Regions from separate parts of the Mus musculus genome. Here region 2 is linked to region 1. A link is a loop called in an ENCODE intact Hi-C map of the cell type or tissue named here. Cell type or tissue: gastrocnemius. All regions are shown on one strand. Links, peaks and the distances in the headings refer to the core of each region. The heading gives the core; the rest is flanking DNA. Region 1 overlaps Deptor (DEP domain containing MTOR-interacting protein). Region 2 has its middle 6.5 kb from the start of Gm26296.

The links. A loop is a pair of places that touch in the nucleus more often than their neighbours do. Peaks named below come from ENCODE experiments on the same cell type or tissue, not always from the same donor. Only the 100,000 strongest peaks of a DNase experiment are listed, where the experiment ranks them.
Region 2: it touches region 1 in a loop (1.9-fold over the local background); 1 of 42 quality-filtered maps calls a loop at or near these places.

Annotation. Positions count from the first base shown.
Region 1 is chr15:55,172,315-55,176,709 of GRCm38, reverse strand. All of the region lies in intron 3 of Deptor (DEP domain containing MTOR-interacting protein), which reads right to left. Among named protein-coding and RNA genes, the nearest start is that of Gm9920, 61 kb to the right of the region's middle. In gastrocnemius, for the core only: no CTCF peak of the experiment used is centred there; a DNase peak (open chromatin) is centred at 2,007; H3K4me3 peaks cover 363 bases; H3K27ac peaks cover 1,371 bases.
Region 2 is chr15:55,266,860-55,271,254 of GRCm38, reverse strand. No RefSeq gene overlaps it. Among named protein-coding and RNA genes, the nearest start is that of Gm26296, 6.5 kb to the right of the region's middle. In gastrocnemius, for the core only: CTCF peaks have their summits at 2,451 (motif pointing right) and 3,947 (motif pointing right); a DNase peak (open chromatin) is centred at 2,465.

The DNA.
Region 1 (4,395 bases), core at 138-4,137:
GAGAAAGTGCCAGACTGCTTTCCAAATTCTCCACATTATAACCAAAAAAGTCATTATCAGCTGTTCTCTTCCACTGTATGTGTTCTGTGCGTGTGACACTATATCACATCAAGGGTTTGGTCTGTATGACCCTGATGACTAATGACTTCGATCATTTTCATACATCTATGGTCCTTTGAGTATTTCCTGTGGAGGGAAAAATGGCTTACACGTCTTTTGCCTATTGTGTTGTTTTTCTGAGAAACAGACTCTTATAGTTCACAATGACCTCAAACTCATAATTCTCCTGTCTCTACCACCCAAATGTTGAGGCTTCAGGCCTGGGCCATCACACCTGGCTGGTTACAACCCTTTTTTATTGAGTTTAACTGATTTTTACATGGTCTGAAGGTAAGTGTCTCCTTAGACGTATAGTGTTGAAATGTTTTCTCCTGTTGGGATTTAACAGGTCCCATTTTCAGAGCACAAGTTTTCATTTCGATGTGGTTCCACACATCTCCTTTCCTCTTGTCTTTGCCCAAGCACATGCGTTTACCCCCCCCTCGTGTTCTCTTTTCTTATATTTAGTTCAATGACACAGTTTGACTTAATTATGTAAGGTGTGAGGTAAGATGCCAATTTCATTCTTGCATGTGGCTATCCAGCTGTCTCAGCACCAGAAGAACATTTTTTTCACCTATTGTATATCTTGGCATAGATGTCAAATACCAATCAACCATGACAGCTTTACTGTCTAGGCTGGAAAGTCAGAGACTATCAGAGGAGGCCACATTCATGCCATCTCCTTAGAGAACCATAAGCATGCGTAGATAGAAGGAGGAAATGCTTAGGGCTGTCTTTAGGGAATCACTGCACTTACTTTATTTTAGTCACTGAATGGCACTTTCTTTTTTCTTTTCTTTCTTTTTTTTTGGGGGGGGTTGCTTCTTCTCCTTCTCTTTCTTCTCTCCCTCTTCCTACCCCTCCTCCTCCTCCTCCTCCTCTTCTTCTTCAGATTTATTTATTTTATATATGTGAGAACACTGTTGCTATCTGAAGACACACCAGAATCAGATCCCATTTCAGAAGATGTGAGTCACCACGTGGTTGCTGGGAATTGAACTCAGGACCTCGGGAGGAGCAGTCTTTACCGCTAAGCCAGCTCTCCAGTCCACCAATGGTACTTTCAAATCTATAGTGCACCCACAGTTTTGTGTCCTCTCTGTATTACTTATCTCCATGGTACTTTTTTTTTAAGCATGAGCTAATTCCTCATGTGTACAGTGGTGACAGTAACGGTGTCTAGAGTCAGAGAGATGGCTCAGCTGATAACGGCGCTTACTCTGCAAACCTGATGACCCTTGAGACTCCCGTACTGTAGGAGTGAAAACTGACTCTCACAAACTGCCCTCTCATCTCCACATGGCACACGTTTGCACACATGTGCAACACACACACACGCACACACACACACACACACATGTAATAATTTAAAACATAATTGTACTTAGTTGTGGGAGTTTCTATTCAGTTTAAATGTGATAATACGGACAAACATCAGTCAGTGCCTGGTCAGACAGTGGCTGATGCCTATAATCCTAGCATTCAAAGAGAGACCGAGGCAGGAGGATCTGCTGAGAGTTTGAGGCTAGTTTGAGCTACAAATAAGTTTCAGGCTGGTGAGGGATCTGACATAAGATTCTATTTCAAGAATTATTCTGCCCCCTTCCCACCAACAAATTATTGGGCTTAGTACATCAGAAACTTGAATAAACTGAATCCTGTGTATGATGACGACTACCCTAAAGGTTTCATGTGGCTACTATAGAAGGGAAAAGTCAAACTCCATCTTGCATCAAAATTAAGATTCTTTATATATTTCTACTAACAAGGACATCAACTCCGTTTTAGTTGGTAATCCAGAGGGTGGCTGTTGGTCTCAACCATCTTCCCTTTTATAAGGCAAACTGACTTTTAGTAAAGCTGTCTCATATGTTGGCCCATCAATCAGCATGGCACAAAGCCACCGTCCATGGACACAGCTGTGCATGGCTGAGCCTTGCCTTCTGCCAACACTCAGCAGATTCTGTTCATGCTTCTGAGCTCGTTCCCAACTTTCCTGGTGTGCATCTCAGTCAGATTTCCCAGATTCACAGTAACCCAGAGGAAAGGCCACACAATAGAAGGAACTGCCCCATTCAGGTGCCCAAACAGGAATAGAAATGAGCTGATAGCAATCTCCTTACACACTGAAAAAAAAATTCAAATGGGCCAGGCAAGCCTTGTGTAATGTGGGAAAATATGGGAAATGTATCCAGGGTCCAAGGTTGGGACAGGCAAGGCATGTCAGTGCGTGTCTATTTCCAACGCTTTGGAGGGCGGAGGCAGGAGAATCAGGAATTCACGACTATTTCCTGCTACATAAGGAGTCTGAGGCCAAGTCAGGTATCGGGATGCTCACCTTTAATCTCAGCATTCTGGGAGGCAGAGGGAGGTGGATCCTTGTGAGTTTGAGACCAGCCTGGTCTACATATCACTATCTTCCAGGACAGCCAGGGCTACCTAGTGAAATCCAGTGAAATCCTGTCTGGGTAGGGAGAGAGAGAGAGACAGAGACAGAGACAGAGACAGAGAGACAGAGAGAGAGTGAGTGTGTGTGTGTGAGAGAGAGAGAGAGAGTGAGTGTGTGTGTGTGTGTGTGTGTGAGAGAGAGAGAGAGAGAGAGAGAGAGAGCTTAGTTTGAGGCTAGCTTAAGTTGTCTCACAAGCAAGCAAGCAAGCAAGCAAGCAAGCAAGCAAGCAAGCAAGCAAGCAAGCAAGTTAACAGGACTCTGGGGAAGGTCAAAATTACCATGAGGGTATGAGGCCGAAGATATGAGGGATTTAAGAAGAAAGCTTTTCAGAAACATATCAGGCTAGCCTGGGATACACAGCATGACCTCCCAGTGCTGGGGTAGAAAGAGCATGGGTGAGGCTAGCCAGGGCTAAGGAGCAAATTTAATATCAGCTTGTGCTATAAAGTATGATGTGGTCCCAAAGGGGGAAAAGTATTGAATGAAACAAAATAAAGTCATATGTTAATGTGACCATGACTGAAAATTTAAAACTACACTCAAATATTAATAGGGTTATTTCTGAGGGTGGGCTAGGAATGATTTCTTTTTATCCTGAGAGTTATCTATAACTCAAATTCTCCCTACTCCCCCGACCAAGCACTTAGCCTATACTTTTATAGAAACCAAAGAAAGTTGTTGTCAACGAAGAAGTCAAACTATGGCTAGGTTCCTGGCTAACCAGGTGTTCAGCTAGTGATCAAAACAACACAACACAACAACAAAAATACTTTATTTTGCTCTCCCATATAATAAACTAGTCTCCCAGGCATAACTTACACATGAGTGTTTTCAACAGTTTTGAATGCATGATCCAGACCGACTTGTGTTGAGTAGGAAGATAGCATTAATTAGAGATAAATGCTTATATGAGTATTGGACATTTTAAGTATTCTGATATTATAGCTATCTATATAGAGTTATAGATTTGTTGTTTCTAATTGGGGTGTGAAGTGGTAAGAGAACACCACTATTCCATTAACACATATGAGTATAAATACTGCCTTCTGGGAAAGGGAAGGGAATGGGGGAAGGCAAACAGCAAGGGACATTGACCAAACATGTCCTCTGATCCATTATCTCCTCCATGCTGTACCCTAAACAGAGCCTACTCATTCTGCCTTCAGACCTTGCTCCCCCTCTTCTTAACCATTTTCTTCCTTCCATCCTTTTCTGGAAATATCTAAACTCTTCCTGAGAAGTAGGGCTCCTAAAACCAAGCACGGTGAGCACATCTGTAATGTCAGCCTTCAAGAGCACATCTGTAATGTCAGCCTTCAAGAGCACATCTGTATTGTCAGCCTTCAAGAGCACATCTGTAATGTCAGCCTTCAAGAGCACATCTGTAATGTCAGCCTTCAAGAGCACATCTGAAATGTCAGCCTTCAAGATTGAAGCAAGATGGCTTCCATGAGTTTGAGACCAGCTGAGGGTAAACAGTGAGTTCCAGGCTACACAGTCTGGATTATGCATGGAAATTCTATCTTAAAAACAAACAAACAAACAAACAAACAAACAAACCCCTCAAGAGTGGCTGCCCCGATGATACAGGATACAAGCTGGTGAGAAGGAGGGCTGAGATCTAGGCTCAGGGGCTCATGCCCAGTGCTGTGTGAAGATGGGAGCTGTGCTGGCTAAAAGGAAAGAGCAGAGGAGTAGAGGGAGCAGGCCTCACAGGGAGAGACTGGATAGAAGGTGGAATCTTGTTTTCTATCATCAGTTAAGACCTTAAGTCTCCATCAAAGTATCTAAACTAAGTAGCAACCTACATAGCTTTTACTCTTTCTCCCTAAACTTAAAATTAA
Region 2 (4,395 bases), core at 80-4,079, 95 kb before region 1:
CTGGAAAGCATTTTCCACTGGTCTAGACAGTTTGGCTGAATGTCCAGTTCAGGTTGATCCCCAGCCCGTGAGCCTGCCCTCTGCACAGCCTTCTGCTGCCCAGGTCTTGCCCTTTGCTCTAATTCTTGTCCACTGTCTTTCGAGTTCTGATCCAGCCTCTGTACCGGGCTTCTGCAGCGAAGCTTTCGTTACACATCTGCCTCCTGTTACTCCCAGTCACCCAGAGGATGGATGCTGAAGAGGCTGCCAGAAGCTGATAAGGAACCATAACAGATTTTGACTGAAAATGGGGAAGGAAAGGCTTAAAAAAAAAAGGGACAAAGTCAGTTGGTGGTCAAGGACAACAAGAGGCAGGGAGAAGGAAAGGGAAATAGTCTTGCATTCTAATTTCCAGTCTGCATGAATTTGTTTTCAAACCACTCATGTGGATAAATGCTCCCACCAAGTTCTCTCCATCATTGTGATGGGGACTCTTGATACAGCTTCTCCACATGTCGCTCTGTAAGACTGAGAATCCAGTGACACCTGGCCAAGAAAGAGCACCACAGTCCCGATTCCCCAGTGGATTTGGGTGTAAACCTTTGTAATGTGGGCAGGTAGGACTCCAGTGGATGGCACCTTAGGGGAACTTGCGTAAGCTTCATACACCATGGCACGGTTGCATTGATCCAAGGTCAGGGAGTGAGTAGCCCACCATGAGGAGCTGCGAATATTGACACTGCACAGAAAGCCATGCCACCTTTGAATCTGGTTCTGTTTTTCATCTAGTCAAAGGATGTACAAGAGAGCTTCTTTTCAGAGAAAGAAGGGAAGAAATGTCCCACCAAAAAGGCTCTTATTGAAGAAGCTGTAGGAATCTGTTTTCATCTTGTAGTAAAATTTCCCCTGGGGCGTCAGGGTTAGGAGCAAGACGAGATTCCGTCAGGCCCATGAGGGGCAGTCTCTGTTCATACAAGCTGTGGCCTCTGTTCCTACAGAGCCCTTCCATTGTCTGACCCCAGAAAGCCTGCTGGACAAACCAATGTGTGCTTTGTTTCTGGACTGACTTGCTTTCATTTTAAGAAGTTTACGTCATCCCGAGTCACTCGTGGTGAAGTTGATGTGCTTAGAGATATTTCCAAAGAGTGAGGAGGGCACTTTAGCACATGGTTGAAACTGACTGACAATGTGTACATTCCTGTGACCCTGTCATAGAGTCACAACTGGCGTCAGGGAATCCTCTAACAACTGCATGCATTGTGTTGAGTTGAGGATGTTGGTGTGCAAAGACACTGAGGGTTTCTAATAATCAAAGACTTCTTTTAGAGCCTCTTTTTCCTTTTTTTTTTTTAATTTTTAATTTTTTTTTAGGGGGCGATGGGTGGGGGTGGGACAGTGTCTATGTAACCCTGGCAGTCCTAGAACTTGCGATGTAGACCAGGCTGGCCTAGAGCTCACAGCGGCCACCTGCCTCTGCCTCCCCAGTGCTGTAATTAAAGGCATGGGCTACCACACCTACAACTTTTTTTTTCTTGATACAACTTTGCCATAATTCATAAAATAAATGTTCAGAAGTCCATCAACACACTTTATCTAGATGAAAACCAAGGCATTCTTCTTTGTGACTTTGATTTTATGTACACAAAGTAAGGCCAACTCAAGAATCAAGAATTTGTCAGGAATGAAAGGGCAGTGGCAACTCTCACCGCCAGCCTAAATGAAAAGTGCCTTGTCTTCTTTTTATTTTTTTCCCATTTTTTAAAAGATGTATTTATTTATTATATGTAAGTACACTGTAGCTGTCTTCAGACACTCCAGAAGAGGGCATCAGATTTCGGTACGGATGGTTGTGAGCCACCATGTGGTTGCAAGCCTTCCTTGATGTTGTCAACCTCTCTGTCATGTTTGTTTATTTGTTTGTTTTAAAGTGCACTGTAGCTATCTTTAGACACACCAGAAGAGGGCATCAGATCCCATTACAGATGGTTGTGAGCCACCATGTGGTTGCTGGGAATTGAACTCAGGACCTCTGGAAGAGCAGTCAGTGCTCTTAACCGCTGAGCCATCTCTCCCAGCTTCCCTCTGACCTGTTTTAACACAGACTTTTGCTTTTACCAGAACAGTTGTACCTGGTTGGGGGGAGGGGGGAGGGGGAATCACAAAGCAGGTAGAGATGAAGACAGAGGTAAGATTGAGCTGAAGTATTGCTGAGAGAGGCCTTAGGTTTCTTTGGATCACACTCATGAGGCAAATACAACAATGATGCGCATAAACCCTCAGCAAGAGTAGTGGCTGCTGCTGTGTTCCATGGAAAAGCTCTAGCAGCCTCAGGGTTTGCCTCTCTTTCTATTCCGGTTCGAGGATCAAGTGTCCGGTTTCAACAAATCACTTTGCCCTTTACCTCTGTATTTTTGTTATGAGCTCAACTTGATTTTTCTCTGACCACCAAGGTCCCAGTTGCACCACCAGATGTCAGCCTTGACCTTGCTGGTGCCTTCAGGAGGCTCTGAGGAAATTAGAGACACAGGAGTCTGCCTCCAGGAATGACTCAAAGGGAACTCTCATAGAGGAGAGCCAGAAACAGCATCGGCGGCAAAACCTCCGAGGCTACAGACTGCTACAAACTTGGAGCAAACGTGTGTGTGTGTGTGTGTGTGTGTGATATACTTTATTGAACAAACCTCTATCATGTGGCCACTGTAAGCTGGGGTTTAGCCATTTCCTTGATTCATTTCCTAAACTGAAGCTTTGTAAGGAGGCTAGAAAAAATAAATATGTTTTAAAGAGACTCTTAGGTCTCTCAATGTGTCAGTTAGGCTATTCAAACCATAGATCCCCAAGAAATAGAAATCACCCTAGGAATCTCATACTGGAAGGAGGAAACAGCTCCAGGGGAGCCAGACGTGAGAATTTGTCTCCCTCCCCAAAGATTTCCCATAGCTTACAGGACGACAGTGAAGCCCAGACTATTCTGGGTGGGCGGGGCTATGCATCCACTGTTACTGCTTAGATGTGCATGACAATGGCCAGCTGTCTAAACTCTAATCTCTTCTCATTCAGGATCCCAAAGAGTTGGGAGGGCGCTGAGTCTCTTTGTCTTTCTCCTGCAGTTGCCTAATTGAGGAAGGAGAAGGTAGCTGAACTGTCTGGTACTTCAAGGTTTCCTTGTTTGTTTGTTTGTTTGTTTGTTTCCCACCAGCTTGGTTTCAGACCCAGGACTTGGAACTAAGGAGTATATTTACATATCAAAGCAGACCTGGCCTCCAGGTTCACCCAGCCTCCCTTGGTCTTTAAGAGGCATCCCCTGCACACCAATCTTGAACTTTCCAGCCCAGGGGCAGGGCTGACTTTTCCCTAGCGGCTCTTCCCTATAAAATTCAGACTCCAGAGGGTGGGGAGGAGGAGCCAGGGATCAGAAACAGCAGCATTGTGGGTAGGTAGCGACCCACCCCTATAATCCCAGCTGTCAGGAGGCTGAGGCAGGAGGGATGAGTTTATAGACAGTGTAGGGTCAGTAAGACCCTGTCTCTAAAACATAAATTTAAAAATTTAAAACGTGTTTTGCTCTCCAGGAACAAGTCTTATTCTAGATTTTTCTTCCCCATTAAGTGCATACCATGACCTTGTGCTCTTGGCCCTTGCCCATAAACTGGGAATTTTATGAGTACTTATAATGGAATTGTTGTAAACCTTCCATAGAAAACATTTAGCAAAGCATATATTTAGACTGCAATAAATACTCTATGTTATTTCATGTGCAAGTGTGGGGCTTGAGGCCCTGTGCAAGCTGAACAAGTTTCCTAGCACTGAACTATACCCACTGCCCCAGCATTTACCTACTACTGCTCGGTTCTTCTTTTTTCTTTTCTTTTTCTTGTTTTTGTTTTGTGTTGTTTTGGTTTTGGTTTTAAGATGTATTTATTTTATATATGTGAGTAAGCTGTTGCAGTCTTCAGGTACACCAGAAGAGGGCGTCAGATCCCATTACCGATGGTTGTGAGCCACCATGTGGTTGCTGGGATTTGGACTCAGGACCTCTGGAAGAGCAGTCATTCTTTTCTTTTTATTGGCAGCGGCTGGCTATGTGTCCCAGGCTGCTCTCAAATTCCTGAGCCTCCTCCCTCAGCTTCCTGAGTGTTAGGTGGGTGTCACTAGGTTTGGTTTCTATTGGCTGATAGGTTATTTCTCCACTGGTGAAATGAGCCCATTCAAGCCAGATTAGATTATATACAGGCAGGTTTATTGAAAAGCTGCTCTAGGGTCCAAAGCCATCATGGGGAGAGAGAAGTGGGGAGCGGGGAGAGAAAGAAAGGGCATGCACTGGCTGCAGAGAGAGGAGAGGGAGGGAGAGGAAGAAAGGGAGGGAGGGAGGGAGAGAGAGATCTCTGTGGGAAGAGCAGCCCAGCACCTGGGATG